Regions from separate parts of the Mus musculus genome. Here region 1 is linked to region 2. A link is a loop called in an ENCODE intact Hi-C map of the cell type or tissue named here. Cell type or tissue: left cerebral cortex. All regions are shown on one strand. Links, peaks and the distances in the headings refer to the core of each region. The heading gives the core; the rest is flanking DNA.

Evidence for each region. Peaks named below come from ENCODE experiments on the same cell type or tissue, not always from the same donor. Only the 100,000 strongest peaks of a DNase experiment are listed, where the experiment ranks them.
Region 1: it touches region 2 in a loop (5-fold over the local background); 9 of 42 quality-filtered maps call a loop at or near these places.

Annotation. Positions count from the first base shown.
Region 1 is chrX:103,671,149-103,679,487 of GRCm38, forward strand. No RefSeq gene overlaps it. Among named protein-coding and RNA genes, the nearest start is that of Gm53059, 19 kb to the right of the region's middle. In left cerebral cortex, for the core only: a CTCF peak has its summit at 3,771 (motif pointing left); a DNase peak (open chromatin) is centred at 3,757.
Region 2 is chrX:103,621,531-103,629,869 of GRCm38, forward strand. Ftx (Ftx transcript, Xist regulator (non-protein coding)) reads right to left here and starts at 2,224. Exons shown (of 11, transcript NR_028381.1): 1 at 2,017-2,224. In left cerebral cortex, for the core only: CTCF peaks have their summits at 1,099 (motif pointing left), 3,188 and 7,494; DNase peaks (open chromatin) are centred at 988, 1,615, 2,105, 3,183 and 1 more place; H3K4me3 peaks cover 2,298 bases; H3K27ac peaks cover 1,973 bases.

The sequences.
Region 1 (8,339 bases), core at 31-8,030, 50 kb after region 2:
AATATTTATTTATTTATTATATATAAGTACACTGTAGTTGTCTTCAGACACACCAGAAGAGGGCATCAGATCTCATTACGGGTGGTTGTGAGCTACCATGTGGTTGGCGAGATTTGAACTCGGGACCTTCGGAAGAGCAGTCAGTGCTCTTACCCATGAAGCCATCTCGCCAGCCCACAAGTGCTCTTTATTGCTGAGCCATCTTTCTAGTCCCATAAATAATTATCTTAACTAGACATATGTGGTTGTGATGGTTTGAATATGCTTGGGCCAGGGAGTGGCACTATTAGGAGTGGTGGCCTTATTGGAGTAGGTGTGGCCTTGTTAGAGTAGGTGTGTCACTGTGGGTGTGACCTTTAATACTCTATTCCTAGCTGCCTGGAAGCCAGTCTTCTCTTAGATGCCTGCAGATGAAGACTTAGATCTCTTAGCTCCTCCTGCACCATGCCTGTCTGAATGCTGCCATGTTCCCGCCTTGATTATAATGGACTCAACCTCTGAACCTGTAAGCCAGTTCCAATTAAACATTGTCCTTATAAGAGTAGCTTTGGTCATGGTGTCTGTTCGCAGCAGTAAAACCCTAACTAAGACCATGGTTGATTTTTATAACAAGTTATTGTAGATTTTACTGTGAGTATATCAATATAACCTCAAGAATTATAATAACCTTATTCAATTAAACATATGTCATCCTTAAATCTCATTCTCCACAAACTTTACATAACTTACTTGGACTTTTGTGACATGGATTTTAGGGTTTTTTGTTGTTTTTTAATTTTGTTCTTACATGTCACCTTTTATTATTAGGATAAAATCTTATTTTATTATAGAAATCTACTTGTATTTAAAATATTCTCTTGCCGGGCGTGGCGGCGCACGCCTTTAATCCCAGCACTTGGGAGGCAGAGGCAGGCAGATTTCTGAGTTTGAGGCCAGCCTGGTCTACAGAGTGAGTTCCAGGACAGCCAGGATTACACAGAGAAACCCTGTCTCGAAAAAAACCAAAATAAATAAATAAAATAAAATATTCTCTTTTTATAGTTGTGCATTTATGTGTGTGTGTGTTTGTGTTTATCTGTGTCTGTGTATGTATATAACAATAATAATCAAAGAAAAAGATGCTATGAATTTGGAGGAAGCAAGAGAGGATATAGAACGAGTTGGAGGATGAAAGGGAAGGGGAAATGATGTAGTTATATTTCAATAATAATAATAATAATAATAATAATAATAGTAATAATAACAGCATCAGCAGTACCACAGTGAGGTGTAGTTGCATATGCCTTAAATCTCAGCACTCGGGAGGCAGAGGCAGGCAGATCTCTGTGAGTTCAGGCCAGCCTGGTCTACTTAATGTGTTCTAGGACAGCCAACGCTACATAGAGACATCTTGTCTCAAAAACAAAACAAGGCCGCTGGTGAAATACCACTACTCTCATCGTTTTTTTTCACTGACCCGGTGAGGTGGAGGTGTGTGTGTGTGTGTGTGTGTGTGTGTGTGTGTGTGTGTGTGTGTTGTGCGTGTAGCCCTGAGGGGCTCTCGCTTCTGGCGCCAAGCGTCTGTCCCGAGAAAAAACAAACAAACAAACAAACAAACAAAATAACAACAATAACAAATAAAATAAAATATTGTGTGGCAGGTAAAGAGCAACAGTGTCTTGGGCATTTGTCTGTCTTCACCACTATTGAGAAACTTTTCAGTAGATGCATATTTCTAGTTTTTGGTGCTGAGAATTAAATCCAGGGCCTTTTATAGACTTAGCATGTGTTCTATCAGTGAGCTCTTTTCATAGGCTTAAGTAGACATTAAAAGAGCATAATTGAGCTGAGGAGATGGCTTGGTTTGAAAAGTGCTTGCCACACAAGCACAGGGACCTGAGTTCAATCCCCATCATTCATTAAAAATGTCAGGTGACAGCTAGGGCTACACAGAGAAACTTTATCTCAAAAAAATAAAACAAAACAAAAGAAATCTGGGTGAGGTGGTATGCTCTTGCAGTCCCAGTGCAGAGGGTGATGGAGACAGGAGGAATCCTGACCCTTGCTGGCCAGCCAAGCTAGCTGAGTCAGTGAGTTCTAACTTCGCTGAGAGATGTGTGGCAAATTCATGCAGGGCAGGCACAGGATCAGGCACACATAGACTCTCCCAGACAGACAGATAGACAGACAAACAGACACCTTGAATATAATTATTGTTGAAAAGTTTTTTTTGTTATTGTTGTTGAAAGGTAGAACAACATGTTGAAATAAAATCTTCCAGTGTCAGGCTCCTCACAAAAACACCAATTTAAATAACTTTTTAAAGCATAATAATACTTTCTTCTGAAGACCTGGGGCAACTGGGAGAAATTGAAGAAAGTGGGAATGACACAGTTGCACAGACTACGACTTCCCTTCACCAACTACAAGCAGTTCAGGATTGAGAACCAAGTAGTTGTGGAAGGAAAATCTATGGGCTCACTGTGGCTATGTCTAGTACAGGGCAGAATCTTATGGTCTCTGACTCCAGACTTGTGGCCACTGATTTGGTCTCTACTTCCATATTCCTAGCAGACCCCGAAACCCCAACAGGATAAATTTCTAGACTCAGTCCACTACTGGCTGTAGCATGGCCCAGGTGTCTGTCTCGGGGCTGTACTGGTCTTTATGGATATAAGTTTTAGGTGATATCCACTTCATTGTCAGTCTGTCAGCCAAGAAAGTATCCGTCACCTAATTCCCCCATAGCATACAGACAGCTCTCTCTACTGGTTACCAAGAGTCAGGGGAGGATCAAATACAGGTTTCAAATGCATGACAGGTCAAACCAGTCATAGTGAAACCCCAAGACAGAGACTGGCCTCCAAGATTCTATGTTGGTGCCTGTGATAGAACCTCTGGATCGTACCCTGCTGTCAGGAAATGATTCTTAGCCAGGGTGTGATGAGCTTGCTTTATATCATCACTGGTCAACTGGAGGATCACCAGGCCACAAACAACTTGGTCTTGTCCCCATGCTGGTCCTGGCTTTTGCTTTGCTTTGCTTTGCTTTGCTTTGCTTTGCTTTGTTTTGTTTTGTTTTGTTTTGTTTTGTTTTGTTTTGTTTTGTTTTGTTTTGTTTTGTTGAGACAGAGTTTCTCTGTGTTACAAAACCCTGGCTATCCTGAACTCCCTTATGTAGACCAGGCTGGCAGTTTGGCCTCAAACTCACAGAGTTCCATCTGCCTCTGCTTCCCAAGGGCTGTTTACTAAAGGTGTGTGCCATCACACCTGGCTATAATTTTTTATTTTATCTATCTATCTATCTATCTATCTATCTATCTATCTATCTATCTATCTATCTTGGTGGTTGGCAGGTCTCACTAATATTTTGTGTATGGTTTTTCTGGGGTGTCTGGATATGTGATTGTACACATGTGTGCCTGAGACCCACAGAAACTATAACAGGACATTGAATCCACTTTAACTGGAATTACAGATGGGTATGAGCTATTTTGTGAGCATCAAGAATTGAATGAGTGCTCTTAGCCCCTGAGCTAAGAGCACTGGCTATAGCTTTTCATATGATCCATCAAAGTCTTTTTGGGACTTCATTTCTTCCCCAACACCAGGTAGTACAGTATAAAGAGAGTTATTGTCCTCTCTGAGTAAGGGCAGGTAATTAGGTGAAAGAGATGGCCTAGGGGTTGAATTCTGACTCAGCAGAGTGAGGCACACCCTTTGACCAAACTTCCGAGTTTGCCTTGGATGCTGACCCACAGGAAACTTGAGTTTAGGTTGCCATCTAGTGAAGAAAGAGTAGCAATGACCGGAGGCTTGAAAAACATCATGAGGCTTGCTTGGACTCTATGGAAGGAAAGTAAGAAACAAAGCTAGACTGCAAATAATTTTTTAAGTGGAACCCAATCTTTCAAACAGACATGAATGAACATATGCTCACAAGTATTAAGCACATTCAGAAAATCATTACCCACATAATGGACAAAAGAAGGGACTATAAACTGACCATAAACTGGTAGAGAATGTTTAGTTCTGTTCTAGGAATAAGATAATGTCAGACATTTCCCCAAATTTTGGAAATGATGGGGGTGGGGGAGACATAAACAGAACAATAACAAACAAGTGAATTTGATTTGTATTAAAAAATCTCCCATCAAAGAGAAGCCTAGGAAAGATAATATTCTAACAAATATTTGAAGGATGAACACTTCTGAAATTATTGCAATGTTCTGAAAGAGAGAATTATTCTATACTTATAAGACCAGAATTACAGCAGGGCAGTGGTGGCACATGCCTTTAATCTCAGCACTTGGGAGGCAGAGGCAGGCGGATTTCTGAGTTCGAGGCCAGCCTGGTCTACAGAGTAAGTTCCAGGACAGCTAGGGCTACACAGAGAAACCCTGCCTTGAAAAAACAAAAACAAGCACAAACAAACAAAAAAGACCAGAGTTACTCTAATGCTGAAAGCAGATAAGATCACAACAAAATGAAATGAAGCAGCAGTGGCCCTTATTGCTCAAGTCTGACAACCTCAATTCAGTCCTCAGACCCCTGGAAGGAGAGACCTGACTCCTCAAAGATGGCCTCTGACCACTACATGCATATTCTCTCCCTCCCTCCCTCCCTCCCTCCCTCCCTCCCTCCCTCCCTCCCTCCCTCCCTCCCTCCCTCCTTCTCTCCCTCTCTCCCTCCCTCTTCCTCTCTCCTATCTGTCTCCTGCCTGCCTGTCTGTCTCTCTGTCACAAATACATACACATACTAATAAGTAAATAAAAAGGAAAACAAGAAAATAATCAGCTGAATGAATTAAGGGAAACAATATAGGATATAAAAGAAGAATTCGATAAATGGATAAAGGTTCTGAAAAAAGGAAGCAAATCTTCAAAATGTAAAGCTCATTAAATCAAATAAGAAAGTCATTCGAAAGCCCTATATCTAATAGACTAGAAGCTCAAAAGAAAGACTATCAGCGCTTGATGACATCATTCAGACACTTCAAGAAAAAAATTATGAACAGAACATATCTGATCCATGGGACATGTTGACAAAACTAAAACTATGGAGAAAACCATCTTTTTGCTGAAATAATAGCAGGGAATTTCCCAAACTTCGGAAGGACATGGCCATCCAGGTACAGAAGTCATTCAGTAGCACAGTCGTGACCACAGAAGAGCCTCTGCACACCATATCAGGGGTCAGCTCGCAGAAGTGCAGAATGAAGGAGAAAATATATGAAAAACTTCAAGGAGCACCTGGGGCCTACAAAAGCAAACCCATATAAAGAAAGGAGAGCTGTCAGGGAGGGGTTGGTGTGATCTAGGGAGGTTTACCCACCGAGAGAGGGAGAGAACTTTGGAAAAAATCAGCCCTGGATTCTCAGTAACAGACATTTTAAAGATAAATAAAAAGGGGGAAAGGAGACAAAAGTTGTACAGAGCTACAGCTGAGACTCAGAAGAATTGTCTTCTCTTGGCACTTGACTGGAACTGCCACAGGATGCCATTTTACAGAGACCCTTTCAAAGTCAGTGGCCAGAGCAAATGTCATGGGACGACAAGCAGACACAGGGCCAGCAGAATTCCACTCCACTTTGGAGGAAGAAATTCCGAGTCCAAACAGTATTTATTTATTTATTTATTTATTTATTTATTTATTTATTTATAATTTGGTTTTTCGAGACAGGGTTTCTCTGTGTAGCTCTGGCTGCCCTGAAACTCACTCTGTAGACCAGGCTGGCCTCGAACTCAGAAATCCACCTGCCTCTGCCTCCCAAGTGCTGAAATTAAAGACGTGTGCCACCACTGCCCAGCTCAAACAGTATTTAGTAAGGCGAAGACTTGATCAGAGTCAGAGTTTTCATGAGAACACAGATACAGATTATAAATGGAGTGCCTGTTTTCCAGAGGTGGCGCCAACATTCACAACAAGACTCCTGAAGGACTGCCAGCAGATGTGACCTGCATCTGTGACACAACCCATTGATGGGACGAGCATCTGTGAAGAAACCTCACAAAGGAGCATACAGGGGTGTAAGAGGGCTCCAACATCCTCAGGAATGTTGTCAGAGTTCAGACTACAATCAGCAATGAAGCAGACTCTACACCTTCATCCACCTCCCTCTGACTTGAGTGCTGCGATTGAAGGGGTGTCCCACCATACCTGGAAACTAACTTTCTTTCTTTCTTTCTTTCTTTCTTTCTTTCTTTCTTTCTTTCTTTCTTTCTTTCTTTCTTTCTTTCTTTCTTTCTTTCTTTCTTTCTTTCTTTCTTTCTTTCTTTCTCTCCTTCCTTCCTTCTTTCTTTTCTTTTCTTTTCTTTTCTTTTCTTTTCTTTTCTTTTCTTTTCTTTTTCTCTTCTTTGTTTTATTGTTTTGTTTTGTTTTTCCAAGACAGGGTTTCTCTGTATAGCCCTGGCTGTCCTGGAACTCACTTTGTAGACCAGGCTGACCTCAAACTGCCTGCCTCTACCTCCTGAGTGTTGGGATTAAAGGCCTGTGCCACCTTGCCTGGCTGTTTTTGTCCTTTTTAAAAATTTATTTATTTATCTATCTATCTATCTATCTATTTATTTATTTATTTATTTATTATTTATTGTATATGAGTACACTGTAGCTGTCTAGACACACCAGAAAGGGCATCAGATCTCATTACAGATGGTTGTGAGCCACCATGTGGTTGCTGGGAATTGAACTCAGGACCTCTGGAACAGCAAGCAGCCAATGCTCTTAACCACTGAGCCATCTCTCCAGCCCTGTTTGCTTTTCCAATTATTGTAAATTTGTATTAGGCCTATTCTTTTTTTGTTTGTTTTTGGTTTTTGGTTTTCTGAGACACAGTTTCTCTGTATAAACCTGGCTGTCCTGGAACTCACTCTGTAGACCAGAGTGGCCTCGAACTCAGAAATTTGTCCACCTCTGCCTCCCAAGTGCTGGGATTAAAGGCATGTGCCACCATTGCCCGGCAGGCCTATTCTTTTATAGTGATTATTCATGGGGGGGGGCACTATTTTATATTAAGGGAGTATTAGACACTGAGCCTGGTGCCCTAAAAACAGTCTTGCAGAGAAAAATGGCATTTCAATTCTGCTACTGCAACCTCAATTCTTTTGAACATTGTAACTACTTCAGTTGAAAAAATAAGGGTAGCTGGGCAGTGGGGCATACCTCTGATCCCAGCACTAGGGAGGCAGAGGTGGAGGTGGAGTCAGAGGCAGACAAGTCTCTGTGAATTCGAGGCCAGCCGGACCTACAGAGTGAGTTCTAGGGCATCCAGGGCTACACAGAGAAACCCCGTTTCAACAAAACAAAACAAAACAAAACATAAAAAAGAAGAAAAATAAATAGATAAAAACAAACAAACAAACAAATAGATTCTGGGGCTCGATCTAGCATCCATATGGTCGCTGACAATGATCTCTAACTCCAGTTGCAGAGCATCTGATGCCTTCTTCTGACCTCCTTGGGTATCAGGCACACATATGGTGCGGCAGACATACATGTAAGCAAAACACCCTTATATATAAAATGAAATGAAACAAGATCCATCTCTTGCCTCTAAGAAATGCATTTTAGGGGCTGGTAAGATGGCTCAGCAGGTAAGAGTACCCGACTGCTCTTCCAAAGGTCCTTAGTTCAAATCCCAGCAACCACATGGTGGCTCACAACTATCTGTAACAAGATCTGATTCCCTCTTCTGGTGTGTCTGAAGACAGCTACAGTGTACTTACATATAATAAATAAATAAATCTTTAAAAAAAAAGAAATTCATTTCACCATTAAAGACAGATGCAACCTTAAAAGGCCAAGAAATGGAAGCAGGAAACAAGCACGTGCCGCTCTTCTAATATTTGACAAAATAGATTTCAAAGTAAAACTAGTTATCAGATGAAGGTCATTTTTTATTGATTAGGAGAACCGTTCTTGAGTAGACCATGACAATTTAAAATATATATCCACCAAGCACAGATTCACCCAATCTCATAAACAACATAAGACAAATCCAAAGTATCCCCAATGCAGTAACAGTAAGTGACTTCAGCTTTCTCTCTTTATTGGAGTGGGTGTTGAGACAGGCGACAGGGTTTCTCTGTGTAGCCCTGGCTGTCCTGGAACTAGTTCTGTAGACCAGGCTGGCCTGGAATTCGCAGAGATCCATCTGCTTCTGCCTCCAGAGAGCCACTGTGCCCATTGTGACTTCAGTTCTTCTTTCGTTTTTTCCTCCTTGTTTAAAAAAAATTAATTATTTTACTTATTTACCTCCCAAATGTTGCCCCCTTCCAGTCCTCCCTTGCAGAGTTCTTCTCCATCCATTTCTCCTTCACCTCTAAAAGGGTGTTCCCTCCAGCATCCCTCCTCCCTCGGGC
Region 2 (8,339 bases), core at 115-8,114:
CAGCAAAAGATTGGCAGAATAGAAAAGACATTTTAAACTTCTGTACCCTTTCCTATATCTAAATGCTAAATTACTAGTTTTAAGCAATTAACTACTATAGATTTTCACTAGCAATCCTCAAAGGCACAACAGTTCTGCAGCCAAAGAAAAGCAAACAACCAACCTCCAATCTCCCACTTCTACCTCAGACCAAATGATGCAGAAAGTTCCACAGAAGAGAAAGGTGTGTGTGTTTGGGGTGGAGGGGAAGACGTAAGCCCCGGGACACTTTCCTATCACCACTGCCTTTACTTTTCAGGGTAATGACAATGACATGACTCTGCATATCAGAGTTTCAGGAGGTGGTTTGCTCAGATCTTAGGTTTCAACCAATGTAGAAGCACTTAGAAACACAGTGAAATCCTCTGCCCTATGTTCTGTAGGGGAGAAAAACCCAAGGGTTTTTAACGCACTTCGCTGTGGTCACAACGTTCTGCTACTCTGGTGATATGAGTCTGCGGAGAGCCAAGCTCGGCCAGGATCTTTTGCATAGGCTTTGTCTGAATGTGGTTGGACTAGAAGCGCAACATGCTGCGGAAGCAATCTTTCGCAGCCTCACTATTGCCTCTGTATTTTAAAATCCCATTATCAGACTGACCAGGGAGAGACTAAGATTCTGGAATGATTTTTTCTTTTCCAGTGGGTTTGGTCACACCCTCCACTCAGACTAATCTCTTCAACAACTAGAATGGTAGAACTGCCTCTCTAAGTGTACTCCCAGACTAAAATGGCGATTTGAGCGAAGGACAACTTACCGAACCCCTCGCTATTTCGCAATCATAATTACCAGAACGTTCCGCGTCTCCCTCCCTCCCTCCCAGCCAAGCCACTGGCAACACGCACGCGCAGTTCTCGATACCTAGTGTTAAACGGCCAACATGCTCCCTCTTACGCATGCGCACTTTCATTCCCGCGCAGAGGCCTTCTGCTTGCAGTGAGCATGCGTGATTTCACCTTCTCTCCTCTCTGCCCCACCCTCGCCTAAGGGGCCACGATCTCCCGTGCCAGCAGAGTCCTACCCATCATGTCACGCTTTCTCAAGGGTACTTGAGCGCCACCACCTGGTGATATGGTTCCTCTTTTGGCATCCACGCAAAGCGCGCCTATCTTTACTATTCTCCCTTCTCGTGTATGATTATATATATAATATATATACGTATATGTGTATATATATATATTATATATATTATATATATAATCTCTGTGGCCACTGCGTTCTGCTACTCTGGTGAGATAACTCTGTGAAGAATATATATACATATATGCGCATATATATGTATATATATTCATGCCGGGTGCATCTGCACGTGTTTCTCGCCAAAGTTATGCCCCAGTGTCTAAACCATATCATTAACAACAATCCTTAACAGGATTAACTGTGATAAACTAAGTTACACATGGAATTAAAAAAACGTCGTAGGCGATAAAGCATATCCCAAACCCAGATGGAATCCGTCAGCAGCCTAAGGGAGAGGCTACTTGGTAGACGGATTCCTTAATACAGTTAAAAACCCTCCAACCTAAAACCACTGAATCAGAGTCCGGCGTGGTGATTTACGCCTGTAATCCCAGTTTAAGCAGGAGAACGGCCGCGAGTTCGAGGCCTGCTGCTGTCAGTCTCAAACTACATTCACTCACCCCCAAGGAAAACAAAAAGCGGATGAAGCCTAATCCTAAAGACTCATCCATTTGATTCACCCTTAACAAATGAAGAACTCGAAAGTTTTTTTTGTTTTGTTTTAAATAGATGTCAAACAAAACAGTGATGCTCAGGTGCCTTAAACCTGCTTAGAGAAGTCTAAAAATCTTTCATAATATTAAGTAATGCGCAACATCCTTTTGGAGGGCTGGGGATTCGTACTGGCCTCCAGTTCTCCCTCCCCTCAAAGGAGAAAATGCACAAATTAAGGATCTCCCTGACACAAGTTCCCTCCTCCGCCCTCCATGTTACATTTTCGTCCTTCGTCGTTCCTTTACCTCCTGCTGAAGCGAGTGTCGCAGTTAAAATTCTTACGGCAGGCAGTGCCTAGAGGGTGGAGGGAGCGGCGGCATAGAGAGCCGTGCCTGGGTGGCAGCAGCGATGACTTAACGGCGATGAACACCAGGTACGAAACCTGCTATACTTGCGGCCGCGGCGCGGATGCCACGAACCCACAGCCTCTCCAGGAGCGCTGCGCTGTGCTGCAACGCATGCGCCGCGCTCCTCCCTCTCCTCAGAGCGCCCCTCTACAACTTACAGCAGCCCACTGAGTCCAGTACTCAGGTCCCTAGCCCACACTTCTTTTCCTACCTCTGCTCATACCGGCGTCCACCACCCATCCTTTCCTCAGCCCCTTTTCTAATCAATAAGTCCCCATCCTTTTTAATTTACCATCACATCTCACTACTGTTATTATTCCCTTTCTGGCTCACCCTACAATTCTTGACCTTCTCTGCTTCTCTGGAGCTCTGCTAGGCCCCCTCATATTTCCTGATGTACCCAATATTCCAAGTGTTTCGAAAACAAACAAACTAACAAACCAACCAACCAACCACTGGCATGGTGATAAGTGCCTGTAATTCCAGCGATTTATAGACAACCTCACCTCCATGACAAATTCTAGGTCAGCTTGGACCACAAAAGATCCTGAAGGAAAAAAAAATAGCCTCCACCGATCCGGGGGGTTGGGGGAATGGAAATATACGTATGTAGATTTAATTGTGGGCCCAAGTTACAAAGCCTGAAGAAAAAGTCTTTTTCTAATACCTGGAACCAGAACTCTTGGGGCAGGCTATTTTCACTCTCAGCATGTTGTTTCCTGTGGAGAATCTTGAGTTTTAAGGGTCTCCTTAAGATCCACTCCCCCTTCTTATTCAGCCCTGGATCTTGAGAGATCATCCGACTGGCTCCTGCCTGTCTATCTATCATTGCATTGAATTGTGAATTTTCATGTAGAGCATCAAAGCACCAGAACCATACAAGTAAAAAAGAGTGGGGGAGGGGAGGAGGAAGACAAAGAAGAAAAAAGGAGGAGGAAGAAGGGAAGGAGGTCGAGGAGGAGGAGGAGGAGGAGAAAAGGAAAAGCAGTCCCATGCCTGCATCTGAAACAATATCATGAGCAGAATAGAAGTAGAAGGCAGGGCCATTGGATATATTGCGACACCTAATGGACATATAGGTAACATGCATAAAAAACCCCTCTGATGTTTCAGCTTTAGTAAGACATCCCCACTTTGACAATTCCCTCCCTGGTTTCTGAAAGAGCTTTTTCTTTGAGGGGGAAGGGAGTGTGATGGAAAAGCTCTTTTCAGCCCAATTTGAGCAATGAAAGAAGCCTTTAAGCTAAGTTTACCTGGAGTTCACTACAAAAGTGTTAGCTCACATCTCGAACAAAGTTGTACTCATGCAGAATTAACAGGCTGTACTTACAAGCTCCAAACTAGGTCTGGAGAGATGGCTCAGACGTCAAAAGCACTGACTGCTCTTCCAGAGGTCCTGAGTTCAATTCCCAGCAACCACTTGGTGACTCACAACCATCTGTAAAGGACTCTGATGCATTCTTCTGGTGTGTGTCTGAAGACAGTTCAGTGTACTTATATAAGTAAAAGTAAATAGATCTTTAAAAACAAAAAACAAAATAAAGTTCAAACAATTTTTCTTGTAAAACAAGCTTAGTTCCATCTGAAGATTCCATGTAAGAGAGTTTTTCTTGATTGCCACCAGGGGAAACAACATATTTGTTCATCTGACAAACTGTAAACATAAATAGAAATGTTAGAAATCATCTCTAAATTTCCAAGATATCTCTTTCCTAGAATTTAATTTCTCTGATATTTTTAATTATAAGAGATAGGAACAATTGTAGTTTAGGGTTTGAGGATGTGGCTCAGTTGGGAGAGTATTTTCCTGGACATAGCTCTGGCTTCAGATGCCCAGTACTACTTAAACACACCTGTAATGTCAGCATTCAAGAAATAGAGAGAATGATCAAATACAAGGTCATCTTCAGCTACATAGAAAGTTCAAGGCAAACCTGGGATATATAACACCCTGACCATAGAAAGACAGAGAAACAGAGACAGAGAGAGACAGAGAGAGAGAGAGAGACTGGAGAGATGGCTCAGCACTTAAGAGTACTGATTGCTCTTCCAGAGGTCCTGAGTTCAATTTCCAGCAACCACATGGTGGCTCACAACCCCATCTGTAATGAGATCTGACACCCTCTACTAGTGTGTCTGAAGACAGTTACAGTGTACTTATATATAATAGATAAATAAATCTAAGAAAGAAAGAAAAAGACAGACATAGACAGGAAGAAAGAAAGAAAGAAAGAAAGAAAGAAAGAAAGAAAGAAAGAAAGAAAGAAAGAAAGAAAGAAAGAAAGAAAGGAAGAAAGGAAGGAAGGAAGGAAGGAAGGAAGGAAGGAAGGAAGAAAGAAAGAAAGAAAGAAAGAAAGAAAGAAAGAAAGAAAGAAAGAAAGAAAGAAAGAAAGACAGACAGACACAAAAAACAGCTTTGGGGCAGGGGATATAGCACCTAAGTTCAGTGGTTTTGTGTTTGTGATCCTGTAATCCCAGCACTTGGGAAATGAGGCCGAAGGATCAATGATATTTTTTTTCTGAGACAGGGTTTCACTGTATAGCCCTGGCTGTCCTGGGACTCAGACTCACTCAGTAGACCAGGCTGGCCTCGAACTCAGAAATCTGCCTGCCTCTACCTACCAAGTGCTGGGATTAAAGGCATGCGCCATCACTGCCTGGCAGGATCAATGATTTGAAGTCAACTTAGGCTGCATAGTAAATTTCATGCCAGCCTGAGCTATAGAATGAAATCCTATTTCAAAAAAAAAAAAAAAAAAAAAGGAAGCAATGTGCAGTGCCTTCAATCCCAGCACTCAGGAGGCAGAGGCACATGATCTCTGTGAGTTTAGGCCAGCCTGGTCTACAGAGTGAGTTCCAGGATAGCCAGGGCTACACAATAAGACTCTGTCTCACTGGGCGGTGGTGGCGCACCCCTTTAATCCCAGCACTTGGGAGGCAGAGACAGGCGGATTTCTGAGTTCAAGGCCAGCCTGGTCTACAAAGTGAGTTCCAGGACAGCCAGAGCTAACACAGAGAAACCCTGTCTGGAAAAGCAAAAAAACAAAAAATACAAAAAAAAAAAAAAAATACTACAAAAAAAAACCCAAATAAACAAAAAGACTAAGCATTAAAAAACGACAACTTTAGAGTACAAATTACTAACAGCTAGGCTTGCCTGATAAACTTGAAAATAGTCAGGATATAAAACAGAGATGAACCTATTCATGTTTTTTGTTGTTGTTGTTGAGAGAAGACAAATGTCAGCAGTAGAGAGCTGCATGACATGTAAGACCTACATGACATGTAAGATTGGACCTGCCTAATGACTTAGCCTGAGAAGAGTGGAAGGAGTTTGTTGAGTTAGTTATAAAAATTATTCTCTGTGCTCTATCAGCACACCAGATGGCCGTAAACTTTTCTGATAATTAACAAGCGTTTGTTCTTTTGACTTGGTTATTGTCTCCTATTCAAAGGAATTGATTATAGCACTTGGAACCATTAATTTACCAAAAAAGTCCCAAAGAAACCTATTTGCTAGAAAGAAAGAAAGCCAAGCCAAGGAGGCCCCGAGGAGAATGCCTGGGATCCCCGGCTGGCAGAGGACTGAGCCTAAGACAAGTAGATTCAACGAGCTTTAGGTTCATTGAGTGGCACTGTTTGAAAAAAATAAAAAGAATGAAGTGAAAAGATGTTGTTTTGACATCTAAAGTCAAAGTCTGGCCTCTGCACACAGCATACACAGACACATACATAGACACAGACACAGACACACACACACGCACACACATCCACACATGAATACACGTAACCACACACACACACACACACACACACACACACACCTGTATGCACATATATACACACAAATTATAATTTAAATAAATTTGCTGGGGTTAGGGATGTAGCTCAGTGATAAAACATTTGTTTATCATACACAAGGTCTTGCATTTGATCCCCTTCACCAGAAAGAAAGAAAGAAAGAAAGAAAGAAAGAAAGAAAGAAAGAAAGAAAGAAAGAAAGAAAGAAAGAGCGAGAGAGAGCGAGAGAGAGGGAGAGAGAGAGAGGAAAGAAGGAAGGAAGGAAGGAAGGAAGGAAGGAAGGAAGGAAGGAAGGAAGGAAGGAAGGAAGGAAGGAAGGATAATTTCTTAAAAGTATATACTGGGGCTGGAGAGATGGTTTAGTGGGTAAGAGCACTGACTGTACTTCCGAAGGTCCTGAGTTCAAATCCCAGCAACCACATGGTGGCTCACAACCATCCATAATGAGATCTGATGTCCTCTTCTGGGGTGTCTGAAGACAGCTAGAGTGTACTTACCTATAATAAAGAAATAAATTTTAAAAAGTATATACTGAAAACCTTAAAAAGTTGGAAACAAAACTTTTATGCTTTTCTTTTTTCTTTTTTTCTTTTTTATTAGATATTTCCCCAGGAAATATGATTTTCTCCCAGGAAATATGATTCCCCCCCGAAACACTCTATCCCATCCCTCCTCCTCCTGTTTCTTTCTATGAGGGTGCTCCTCCACCCATTCACCCACTCCCACCTCCCTGCCCTAGCATTCCGCTACACTGGGGCATCCAGCCTTCACAGGACCAAGGGCCTCTTCTCCCATTGATGCCCAACAAGGCCATCCTCTGCTACATATGGAGCTAGAGACATGGGTCCCTCCACGTGGACTCCTTGGTTGGTGATTTAGTCCCTGGGAGCCGTGGGGAGTCTGGTTGGTTCATATTGCTGTTCTTCCTATGGGGTTCCAACCCCTTCAGCTTCTTCAGTCCTTTCTCTAACTCCTCCACTGGGGACCCTATGCTTAGTCCAGTGATTGGCTGCAAGCACCCTCCTCTGTACTTGTCAGACTCTGGCAGAGCCTCTCAAGAGACAACCATATCAGGCTCTTGTCAGCAAGCACTTGCACTCTAAAGTTTTAGTTGGGAAGCTGGTGCTTAGACTAGCAGAAATTGGGGGAGGGTAGTTAACTTAAGCAGGCTCCAATGTAGGGGCCCAGTGTTTCCTCTTCCTCTCTAGTTCTACCAAAGCTGACTGTCTTGAGGAGTTATTTTGAAAATGAACCATCAGATATTATTTATTACACATGCTTGCATGCATACACACATGTATACATACATACAATAAAGAAGGTCAAGAGGTTAGATTGCCATGAATTCTAGCCTTTGGAGAGGCTGGGGCAGTAAAATCATTTAAACCTAGCCCTAGCTGCATACTCTAGTATAACACCATTAAAATAAAGAAAGGAGACAGACTATCAGGCTGGGGATATAGCCCACTAGTGGAGTGCTTTCCTAACATGTGTAAGACCTAGTTAGGCCTCCAGTGTCACAGACACATACATACACATTCACCTAAAGTTGAGTGTGGTATTGCATGCCTATAGCCCAGCACTGGGAGGCAGCAGTGAGAGAATAAAGGTAAAGGCCACCTTCGCCTTCATGAAACCCTGACTGAAAAACCAACCAAGCATGCTGGTGAGATGGCTTAGAGGTTAAGAGTACTGACTGCTCTTCCAGAGGTCCTGAGTTCAATTCCCAGTAACTACATGGTGGCTTCCAACCATCTGTAATGGGGTCTGATACATTCTTTTGGTGTAAATCTTTTTTTTTTTAAATCAAACCAGAAAAGAGAAAAATTAAAAGACTGCTATTTTCTTAGCCCTAATACTTTTGTATTTGTTTAAATGTACATGTACATATATAAGGTATAAACAGTAGGGAATACACCTATGAGACAAGAAATCCAATATCTGATTGCATTTATATTTTGTTTTGGTTGGGATCAAACCCATGGCCTAAACAAATAGGTGAGCTATATCCCAACTCCTTTTAATTGCATATATTTTCCAAGCAATAACATTGGTTTTATATTGAATGCTACAATTTTGCTCTTTTTTTAAAAAAATTAAATTTATTTATTTAAAATTCTTTTCTTTTTAAAATTAGGTATTTTCTTTATTTACATTTCAAATGTTATCCCATCATTTCCTAGTTTCCCCTCCAAAAATCCCCTGTCCCCTCCTCCCTTCCCCCATTTTGTTCTTTCCTAACCTAAATAGTGCTTTTCTGTTGAAAGTTAAGATGGCAAGTCAGGCATGGCAGCCCATTCGTGTAGTCCTAGTACACTAGTAGTATTGGAGGTAGAGGCAGAAGGATCAGAAGTTCATTCTCAATTACTTGAAGGCAAGCTAGGCTATTTGAAAAGCCCTCATTTCCACAAAACAGGCAA